Regions from separate parts of the Homo sapiens genome. Here region 1 is linked to region 2. The links are chromatin loops, found by intact Hi-C in ENCODE. Cell type or tissue: ovary. All regions are shown on one strand.

Region 1 (5,000 bases), 100 kb before region 2:
AAATCAAAGTGGATTAGAAACTTACACACAAGACCCAAAACATAAAATTATAGACAGAAACATTAGAGGAAATGCTCCCAGGTCATCTAGGCAAAGATTTTATGTCTAAGGCTTCACAAATATAGTCAGAAAAGACAAAAATATCCTAATGGGACTATATTAAGCTAAAAAGCTTCTACACAGCAAAGGAAATAAGCAACAGACTGAAGACACAATCTGTAAAATGACAGAAAATATTTACAAATTATCCATCTGACAAGTCACTGACATAAGGAACTCAACTCCACAGCAAAATTCGGCAATGCACATGTACTCCTCAATTTAAAATAAAAGTTACATAAAAAAAAGTCGACAAAGGATATGAATAATTTTCTTTTAAAAGAATACATACAAATGACCAAGAGTTATGTGAAAAAATATGCTCGCTATTACTAATCATCAGTGAAATGCAAATCAAAGCCACAATGAGATATCATCTCACCTCAGTTACAACGAGTATTATCAAAAAACCAAAAAATAACAAATGTTGGCCAGGATACAGAGAAAAGGAACTAAACAGTATGGAGGTTTCTCAAAAAACTAAAAATGGGACTGCCATACAAGCCAGCAACCCTACTCCTGGATATTTATGCAAAGGAAAGGAAAATAAAATTTTATTTTCTCTTTTTCTTCCACATTTTCATTTTCTACCAAATCAAAGAAATTACATTTACCTTGTATGTTCTGTATCTTCCTGCTTTTCTGCCATTCTTCATACTATTCCTTCAACCTGGAGTGCCCTTTCCCTCCTTTCTGTATAAACTCTTATCTTTCCAAATCTGACTCAAAGGGCAACTTCCTTAAAGCATTTTTCCTGATCTACTCCTGCTTTCCCACTTGCCAAAAGGAATTAATTTGTCCTTCCCTTATGCCTCCTCTGCTCTGTGCTATTAGTGCCAAGCAGATTTGCTAATAGCAAAGGTTATTATTAAGTCTACCGCCAGAAAGGCGTATCCATGTACTTATGCCCACTGCATCCTGGGCTACTGTTTAAGTCCACCAGTCACTGATTACCAGTTTGTCTAAGTCCAGTGAGACAGAAGATACTCACACACAGATTATGTAAAGCAAGTTAATTACTTATAGGTCAGCAGCAAGAGACAAAAAAAAAAAAAAACCACCTCAGATCCATTGTGAGCCAGTCTCCCAAGACTCAAGAAAGCTGCCATGGTGGATGGCATCTCGACTGCATATGCTGGACTTTGCACCACAGCTGAGGCATCCTGAAAGCCATCCTGCCTTGGTTATATACCTCAGAGGCCACATGACACAGTGGGCAAAGCTTTGAAGGACATCCTGTTGCAGATGAGAGAGGAGCAAAGTCTGAGCTGTCCCTGGCACTTACTCCCTAACTCAAGATGTTACCTTCTCTGGGAGGGACAGGAACAATGTCCAGGCTGTTTGAGGCAGTTCCTTCCCGATTTCAGGATATAATATTCCCAGCACATTCTATGGTTATTCTTGAGAACTATGAGCAAGAAAGGGGGAGATCTAGGTTGGTACAAGACCACCTGGAGAACTGTCCTGCAGATCTTTCCTCTATTAGGGGTTTTAAATTCATTGAAAGTATGACATTGGCTGATTTTTATTTATGTTCTATTTCTCAATATTCTTGGTATGATGATTTGAACATTAATAGTTTTTTCAAAATTACTTCAAAGAGGATGGATATGAAATCACCATTATAACCTACTAATTACATAGTTACCTTGAATACCTGAAAACCATAAGAGGATACTTGGGAATATTTTTTTTTATTGTGGTAAACAAACATGTAAAATAAAATTTACCCTGTTAACCATTTTTAAGTGTACAAGTGAGAACTCCTTTTTTTTCTTTTTGAGACAGAGTTTCGCTCTTGTTGCCCAGACTGGAGTGCAATGGCATGATCTCATCTAACCGCAACCTCTGCCTCCTGGGTTCAAGTGATTCTCCTGCCTCAGCCTCCTGAGAAGGTGGGATTACAGGTGCCCACCACCATGCTCAGCTAATTTTGTCTTTTTAGTAGAGATGGGGTTTCTCCATGTTGGTCAGCCTGGTCTCGAACTCCCAACTCAGGTGGTCCACCCACCTCAGCCTCCCAAAGTGCTGGGATTACAGGTGTGAGCCACCACACCCAGCCAAGTGTACAAGTCAGAACTCTTAAGTATATTCACAGTGTTGTGCAATTGAGCTCTATAACCTTTTCATCCTGTAACACTGAAACTCTTTATCCACTAAACTGCAGGTCCCCTCCTACCTCCCCCAGTCCTTAGCAACCAACTTTCTATTTTCTGTTTCTATGATTTTGACTAATTAAGGTATTTCATATGTGTGGAATTATACAGAATTTGTCATTTTGTGACTGGCTTATTTTGCTTAGTGTAATGACCTCGAGGTTCTTCCATGTTGTAGTATGTAACAGAATTTCCTTTTTTAAGGCTGCATATTTCATTGTGTATATATACCACTTTTTCTATATTCGTTCATCTGTCCGTGGACATTTCAGTTGTTTCCACCTTGTGTTTATTATGAATAATTCTGTGATGAACATGGATGTGCAAATATCTCTTCCAGGTCCTTCTCTGAATACTTTTAAATGTACGTACAGAAGTGAGATTGCTGGATTACATGGTAATTCTATTTTTAATTCTTTCGAGGAACCCTCACACTGTTTTCCACAATGGCTATATCATTTTACAATCTCAGCAACAGAGCATAAGGCTCCCAATATCTCCACTTTCTTGCCAACACTTGTTATTTTGTGTTCAACAGTGTCCAGCCTAATGACTGTGAGGCTATATCTCATTGCGGTTTTGATTTGTATTTCTTCTATTAGTAGTGATGTCAAACGCATTTTCATATGTTTCTTGGCCATTTGTATATCTCGTTTGAAGAATTGTCTATTCAAGTCCTTTGTACATTTAAAAATTGTTTGTTTTTCTTCTTGTTGCTTTGAAAAAGTTCACTATATATTCTATAAATGTTGACTTGTAACAATTTTTATATGTATATTAACCGCTTATTAGATAAACAATTTGCAAGTATTTTCTCCCCTTCTGTAGGTTGCCTTTTCACTCTGTTGACTGTTTTTTTTTGATGCATGGAAGTTTTTCTGTTTGATGTAGTCCTGTTTTTCTGTTTTTTCTTTTGTTGCATGTACTTTGGGTGTCATATTCAAGAAATTATTGCCAAATTCAAATGTCCTGATTCTTTCCCCCTAGGTTTTCTTCTAGGAGTTTTATAGTTTTTGGTCTTACCTTCAGGTCTTTAATCCATTTTGAGTTAATTTTTGTATATGGTATAAGGTAGAGGTCCAGCTTTATTCTTTTGCTTGTGGATATCTGGTTTTCCCAACACCTCTCACAACATTTTGAAGAGAGTGGTGTTTCCCCTTTGTGCAGCTTTGGCGTCCTTGTTGAAAATCATTTGGCCGTCTACGCAAGAGTTTATTTCTGGGCTCCCTATTCTGTTCCATTATTATATATATCTATGTCAGTACCTACTGTTTTGATTGCTGTTGCTTGCAGTGTGTTTTGAAATAAAAAAGTGTGAAGCTTCCAACTTCATTCTTCTTTCTTAGTTGTTTTGGCTATTTGAGATCCTATCAAAATTTGTATGAATTTTAGATTTTTTTTCTATTTTTGCAAAAATGCCATTGGGTTTGATGAGGATATATTGAATCTATAGATCATTTTAGGTAGTATGGACATTTAAAAAGTACTGTCTTCCAATTGGAGAGCATGGGATATCTTTCCATTTACTTCTGTCTTCTTTGATTTCTTTTAGCAATGTTTTGTGATGTTCAGTGTACAAGTTTTTCACTTCTCAGGTCAAATTTATTCCTAAGATTTGTATTCTTGATGCTATAATAAATAAAATTGTTTTCCTAATTTCCTTTTTCAATTGATTACTGTTTGTGTATGGAAATGCAACTGATTTTTATGGATTTATTTTCTATCCTGAGATTTTGATGAAATTATTTATTAGTTGTGACAGTTTGTGTATGTGTGTATATGTGTAATCTTTGGGGGTTTCTAAATGCAGTTAGCCCTCTGTATTGTGGGTTTTGCATACATGAATTCAACCAAACACAGATTGAACCCTGTGGATACGAAGGGCCAACTGTACGATGCTATTTTACATAAGCTGCTTACATAAGCACCTATGGATTTTGGTATCCATGGGGGATCCTAAAACCAATTCCTCATGGATACAGAGAGTCAACTGTATAAGATCATGTTATCTGAAAACAGGGATAATTTTACTTCTTTCCTAATTTGAATTCCTTTTATTTATTTTTCTTGCCTAATTGCTCTAGCTAAAACTTCTAGTACTATGTTGAATAGAAGTGATGAGAAATGGGCATCCTTTTCTTGTTCCTGATGTCAGACGAAAAGTTTTCAGTTTTTCACCATTGAGTATGATTTTAGCTGTGGGCTTTCCATACACATCTTTTATTGTGTTGAGGTAGTTTCCTTTTATTCCTAGTTTGGTGAGTGTTTTTATCGGGAAAGCTTGTTGAATTTTGCCAAATGCTTTTTCTGCATCAGTCGAGATGATTATCTATTTTTTGTCCTTCATTTTGTTAATGTGATGTGTTAATTCATTTTACTGTGTTGAACCATCTTTGTATTTTAGGTGTAAATTTCACTTGATTTTGGTGTATCATCCTTTTAATATGCTGTTTATGCAGCATATTAAAAGTATTTTGTTGAGAATTTTTATATCAGTATTTTAATAGTTCGTTGAGAATTTTTGTATCAATATACATCAGGGATATTGGTCTGTAATTTTCTTTTCATATACTGTCTTTGTCTGGTCTTGGTATCAGAGTAATAATGCTGGCTTCCTAGAATAAGTTTGGAAGTGTTTCCTCCTCTTCAATTCTTTGGAAGAGTTTGATGAGGATTGATGTTAATTCTTCTTTAAATGTGTGGTGGAATTTTTTAGTAAAGCCATCTTGGCCTTTTTATTATTAT
Region 2 (5,000 bases):
CAATAGGGTGGAAAAGTGAGCAGAGAGGACATCAGGTCTGGCATTTGATGATGTGGTAATCTTACCATCCATTCCTTAAGATTTGTTACGCCAGATTTGAAGTAAACAATACAACCAAAAACTATTTATCACGGAAGGAAATGATAATAGTCATTAACATTACAGCTAATATTTTTTGAGCACATAATGTATGCCAAGCACTATTCCAGGTCCTTCACAATGTTATTTCATTTCCCATTCCCACGAGAACCCGATAAGTTAACTGGCCTGGAAGGTGGAATTGGCAGAGACTTCACAGAGGAGTCAGGTCTTGAGATGACCTTGGAGAAAGGAAGGATTCCAAAGGTTGTATACAACAAAGGACAGGTTGTCTTTATAGAGAAAATGTGAGCAAATGAATGCATATAAATGTATTTTCATAAAAGGTGAAGAAACTGAAACAGGGAAAGGTTAATAATTTAACTAAAGTCCAGGATTCAAATTGAGCAGGACTAACTCTGAGATTTGAATCTTTAATCTTATGGCTTGAGTCTAGGTTGTAGGACCCCAGAATCTATGTCTGTTAATCCCTGTTTTACAGTGCTCTCCAAGTTGAAAAACTCAGAGTTTTACAAATGTTAATATAATGAGTGCCTTTTATGTAAAACATATGTTAACCACCACAAGGAACTTTGCCCTCAAGTAACTTTTCTCTTACCAAGGGAAGCTGAATACCCAACTAAGATGCACTTCTTCATTTTTGCATTTTCATTGAATTCACCGAAAGAAAACAGAAAGGGAATAGCATTCATTGAATACCTAAGGTGGATATGAATTAATGCTTCATATACATAATTGTTTAAAATGGCCTGAAATATAATTTACCAATTTAAAGTGTTTAATTCAACACCTTTCAGTATTTTTACAGAGTTGTGCAATCATCCCCATGATCTGATTTTGGAAAATTTCATCAGCTCCCCCAAAAATCCATACTCATAAGCAGTTGCTGTCCATTCTACCACTCTGTCCATCCCCTGTCAAAGAGAACCATTAATCTTTCTGTATCTGTAGATTTGTTTATTCTTGACATTTCATATGTAAAATCAGGAAATATGTGGTCTTTTGTGACTGGCTTTTTCCACCTGGAAGAGCATAATGTTTTCTAGATTCATCCCTGTTGTAGCAGATAGCAGTTTTTTATTTTCTTTTTAAATTGCTGAATAATATTCCATAGTATGGATATATGGCCACTTGTGTTGGAGTGACATCTGGGTTCCACAAGCAGGATGCTGGGCTGGGGCAGCCACCACTGGCCTTCTCAACTTGTCTGTCCTTGTGTGGAACCTCTGCCCTATGAATGAGCAGAGATAAGGGTGGGCTAGGCCTAAGATTAAAGGCCTATAAGCTTAGGTAGAGCTTCCACCCCGTGAGTTGGGGCAGGGTAGAGGAAGAGGCCTCCAGACTTCTCAGCTGTTTTTGTCTAGTATTAAAACCTCTGCAATACAGATGGTGGATAGTGAGGTGGGGAGATGCTGCAGTTCTCAACTGGGAGCTGGGAGAAGACAGAGCCCTGTGTTCTTGGTTCTACCTACCTGGAGTGGAGCTTCATCATGCAGAGCTGGGTGTGGTGAGGAAGAGACTTTTGCTGCCACAGTCTCTTGCTGTTTGGTAGGTTGAAGGTGTGTTTTCTTTTTCTTCCCACTAGTTACGACTGTTTTGCTGGGAGAGGGTCTCAGAGCTCCCCATACCATCATTATAGAAGTCATCTAGCTATGCATTTAATCTTTACAATTTTTAAGCCTATTTTCTCTGTTAATCATTAGAACAACCTAAGAGTAAGGTAGTAAACATCAGAGCCAGGGTTTGAATCAGACATTTGAATAGTATCTTATTGTGGTACATGCTTAGTAACATGTCCTCAATAAATTAATGAACCAAAAATATCAAGCAATACAATTTAGGAACGAATAAGCTTCCAGATGATGGATAGTAATAATAAAGGCTACTGTGGTTGGGTTGAGAGAGACATCATGAAGCGTTATTTTTGCTATGATGGGAAAAATGTAATTTCTCACGAACTGCTGAATTCTTTGTACCTAAACTATCGGTCTTTATGACCAAAATACACTGTACAGCCAGTTCATCAATTCTGCCATAGTAGTGGTGCTTAATTCATTGTGAGAGATTATGCATTTGGTGACTTCACATACAGAGCAAAACCCCTGGAGGGGAAGTGGCTACTTAATGTTAACACTGCTGGAATTCTGGCACCTTGGGGCATGTTTGGGAAAGCCGCAGGGAGTTTTATTTGCCCAGTGCCCAGTGGGATTGCTGGAAGTAATTGAAGATGATAAACACATGGAGGAAGGTAGAGAAAAAGAGCAATTTCTAAACATATCAAGTAATGTCCTAATGAGCAGAGAGCTTACCTTGGAATGATAAAAGGTTTAAATGGTCAGGCTCAGTTCAGGAAAACAGGCTGATGATTTAGGATGTTCTACTGTGGTATAACGTATATTATCTTTTAGCCCAATACCTGGGAATAATATGTCCCAATTTTAGAAAAATGAGAGAATGAGCGTGAGAGAGAGAAAGTGAGACCGAGAGCAAGAGCAAGAGAGAGAGAGAGATCGATAAATGAAATGGAGGTTTGTAGGCCTAGGGATATTGTAAGCTTTCTTTGCCTTTATTGTGGTGTTATGTATGGAAATGGGAAGATTGACAAGAAGTCCTATGAAAAATTAGTGAAGTTAGCCTGACAAGGGCCAATTCCCAAAGCTTTGTCTTGTTGAGCTCATGTTAGGAGATATGAAATCAAAAGCAGAAAACGGTAGGTGGGAGGTATTCTAGAGGCCCACTTAGAACTGGAAGGAATGATGTTAACATGGTGGGTCCTTGTAATTATGCAGTTTTGCAGGCTGTGGAGCAGTAGCTCAGACAGGGGTTCAACTTCCCAAGGAGAATATACTGCCAGTTGGTGAAAAGGAGAAGAGATAATGGGCAATGAAGAGAAGCTTCAAAGGTGTGAATGGAGAGGTAATCCCAGCAATGATAAAGGAAATCATTGGTGCCTGAAAAAGTGTGCAAGTGATCCCAGAACCACACCAACAAGGAAGGTACCTGGACAGCTGGCATTTTTAGGCTACTTCTGGTGCAGGCTCCCAGCCCAAGACTCTTGTTATCATCGCTCCACTCATTAACGATATGTCAAGCATAAGGCAGGTCGAATGTACATGTCTCTAATGGTAATTTCTCTTTTGCAAAATGACTAAAATTGGGAAACTTTTTTTAAAAAGGAAAAAATATACACCCTAATTTCTGTGCTTTTGTTTATGCCTCCTTCTATCCTTTCTTTTGCAAGAACTCTCTGGCTCATGCCCATTAATACCTGATGCCAGATACTAGGGTCCATGATTGTAATTTCATCCTGCCTGTTTCCTTCCAGAGCAGTTAATCTTTCTCTTTGAGCTATAATAACTGTGGTGCTGTAGTCTCAGAGCAGTGAAACCTAGTTAGACCTGGGCATGAAAATACTGCCTGCATTGAATTGAAACCTTGAAAAGTAGCCATAGTCCTTTCAGCTTCATTCATCTTGCAAAGCAAGTAGCAAAGTCTGCCAGATGGAAATAGTTTAATTTGGTAGATGGAAACATTTTTAAGACTTGTGGACTATATTACAAATGTTACTAGTTGAAGTCTCTTGCACAACTTAGAATTGTTTTCTCCTGTGCTGTATCATTTAGAAAGCCCAAAAGATTACTTTAAAAAACGGAGTGAAACAGAAAATCTGCCCCAGACAACTCTTGCAAAGTTTGCTGATATTATTTAGACATCAAACACTTTGTTATCAACTCTACTGGCTTAAAAGCTTTTCAAGTATTTTTTTCTGCCCTCAGCGTATCTTTAAATGACAGGCATAGATGTTTGCCTTCATTTCTTAGCATCCTCACCCTAGGCATTCATTGTCTAAGCACTGGAGTTTCGGTCATCACATGAATGCGTACGAAATACGCAGCCAAGTCCACTGTCCTTTGCCACCTCTAGCTCTCATGGGTCATTGGATAATTGGATATTTGAAAAGCACCTTGAAATAAGGGCTATAAATAATTCTTTTCTCCATTTTTAGAAAGCTCCATGGAAAGAAGGGTCATTGGAAAAATCCTTGGATCACCCTGCATGAAAGACTGGTGTTTATTTGCCTTGAAGTAATTCAGAGAGAAGGGAATATGGTGCAATGGAAGCAGGTCCTGAAGGAAAGGAGAATGGAGATCTAGTATTGGTTCTGCTACTAATTAGCTGTGTAAGCTCAGGAAATTCCCTTCACCTCAGGAGCCTGGATATGTAGAACAAGAAAGTTGAACTTGATAATCTCTAAGATGCTTTTTGAATATTCTGCAAACACTTTACTCCTATGCAACCTTCTTAAGTCTTCTTGGGCTCTAAATAATGTGTCCTAATTTGTCATTAGGTAAGTGGCTCCTCTGATTCTGTAGAGAACTCCAGAAGTGTATTTGAGCACTGGAACACTCAAGTTATCCATAATAGAAGAGAAGTAAGTCTGGTATGCCAAGATAGGAGGAAGAAAGAATAATTGGTTCTCAGGAAGTGACTGGCATAATCATCATACACAATTTAAGATACAAACTCATGGTCTGCTCTTGGATACGAAACAATCCTCTCCTACAAAGCCTACTGATAATAGAAGACTAGAAGAGGAAAATGTTCATGTCTGGGGAAAAGCAGTAATTAAGGCAATGGGCTCTGAAGTCTGACAGATCTGAGTGTGGGACTCAAAGTTACCAGTTTCTTGCCGAGTTAAGAAAACTCGGGAAGTTTTCTTAACCTCTCTGATCTTCACTTGCTTATAAGAGGGGTTATATTAGAAATTATATGCATGATTTTTCTAATACAATTATCAAAAAATGATATAAAGTATGCTTATCATAATGTCTGACAAATAGTGCATAATATGTACTAGCCATTATTCTTATAATTAATGATAGTCACTAGATGATAAAACT

What was found. A loop is a pair of places that touch in the nucleus more often than their neighbours do. Peaks named below come from ENCODE experiments on the same cell type or tissue, not always from the same donor. Only the 100,000 strongest peaks of a DNase experiment are listed, where the experiment ranks them.
Region 1: a loop joins it to region 2, with 10 times the contacts of the local background. A loop is called at or near these places in 1 of 110 quality-filtered maps.

Annotation. Positions count from the first base shown.
Region 1 is chr2:153,035,031-153,040,030 of GRCh38, forward strand. LOC105373691 (a long non-coding RNA gene) reads left to right here. Exons shown (of 4, transcript XR_007087268.1): 4 at 1-3,613. Among named protein-coding and RNA genes, the nearest start is that of ARL6IP6, 320 kb to the left of the region's middle. In ovary, no CTCF peak of the experiment used is centred here; no DNase peak of the experiment used is centred here.
Region 2 is chr2:153,140,027-153,145,026 of GRCh38, forward strand. It overlaps a transcript of GALNT13 not described here. Among named protein-coding and RNA genes, the nearest start is that of RPRM, 340 kb to the right of the region's middle. In ovary, no CTCF peak of the experiment used is centred here; no DNase peak of the experiment used is centred here; H3K27ac peaks cover 828 bases.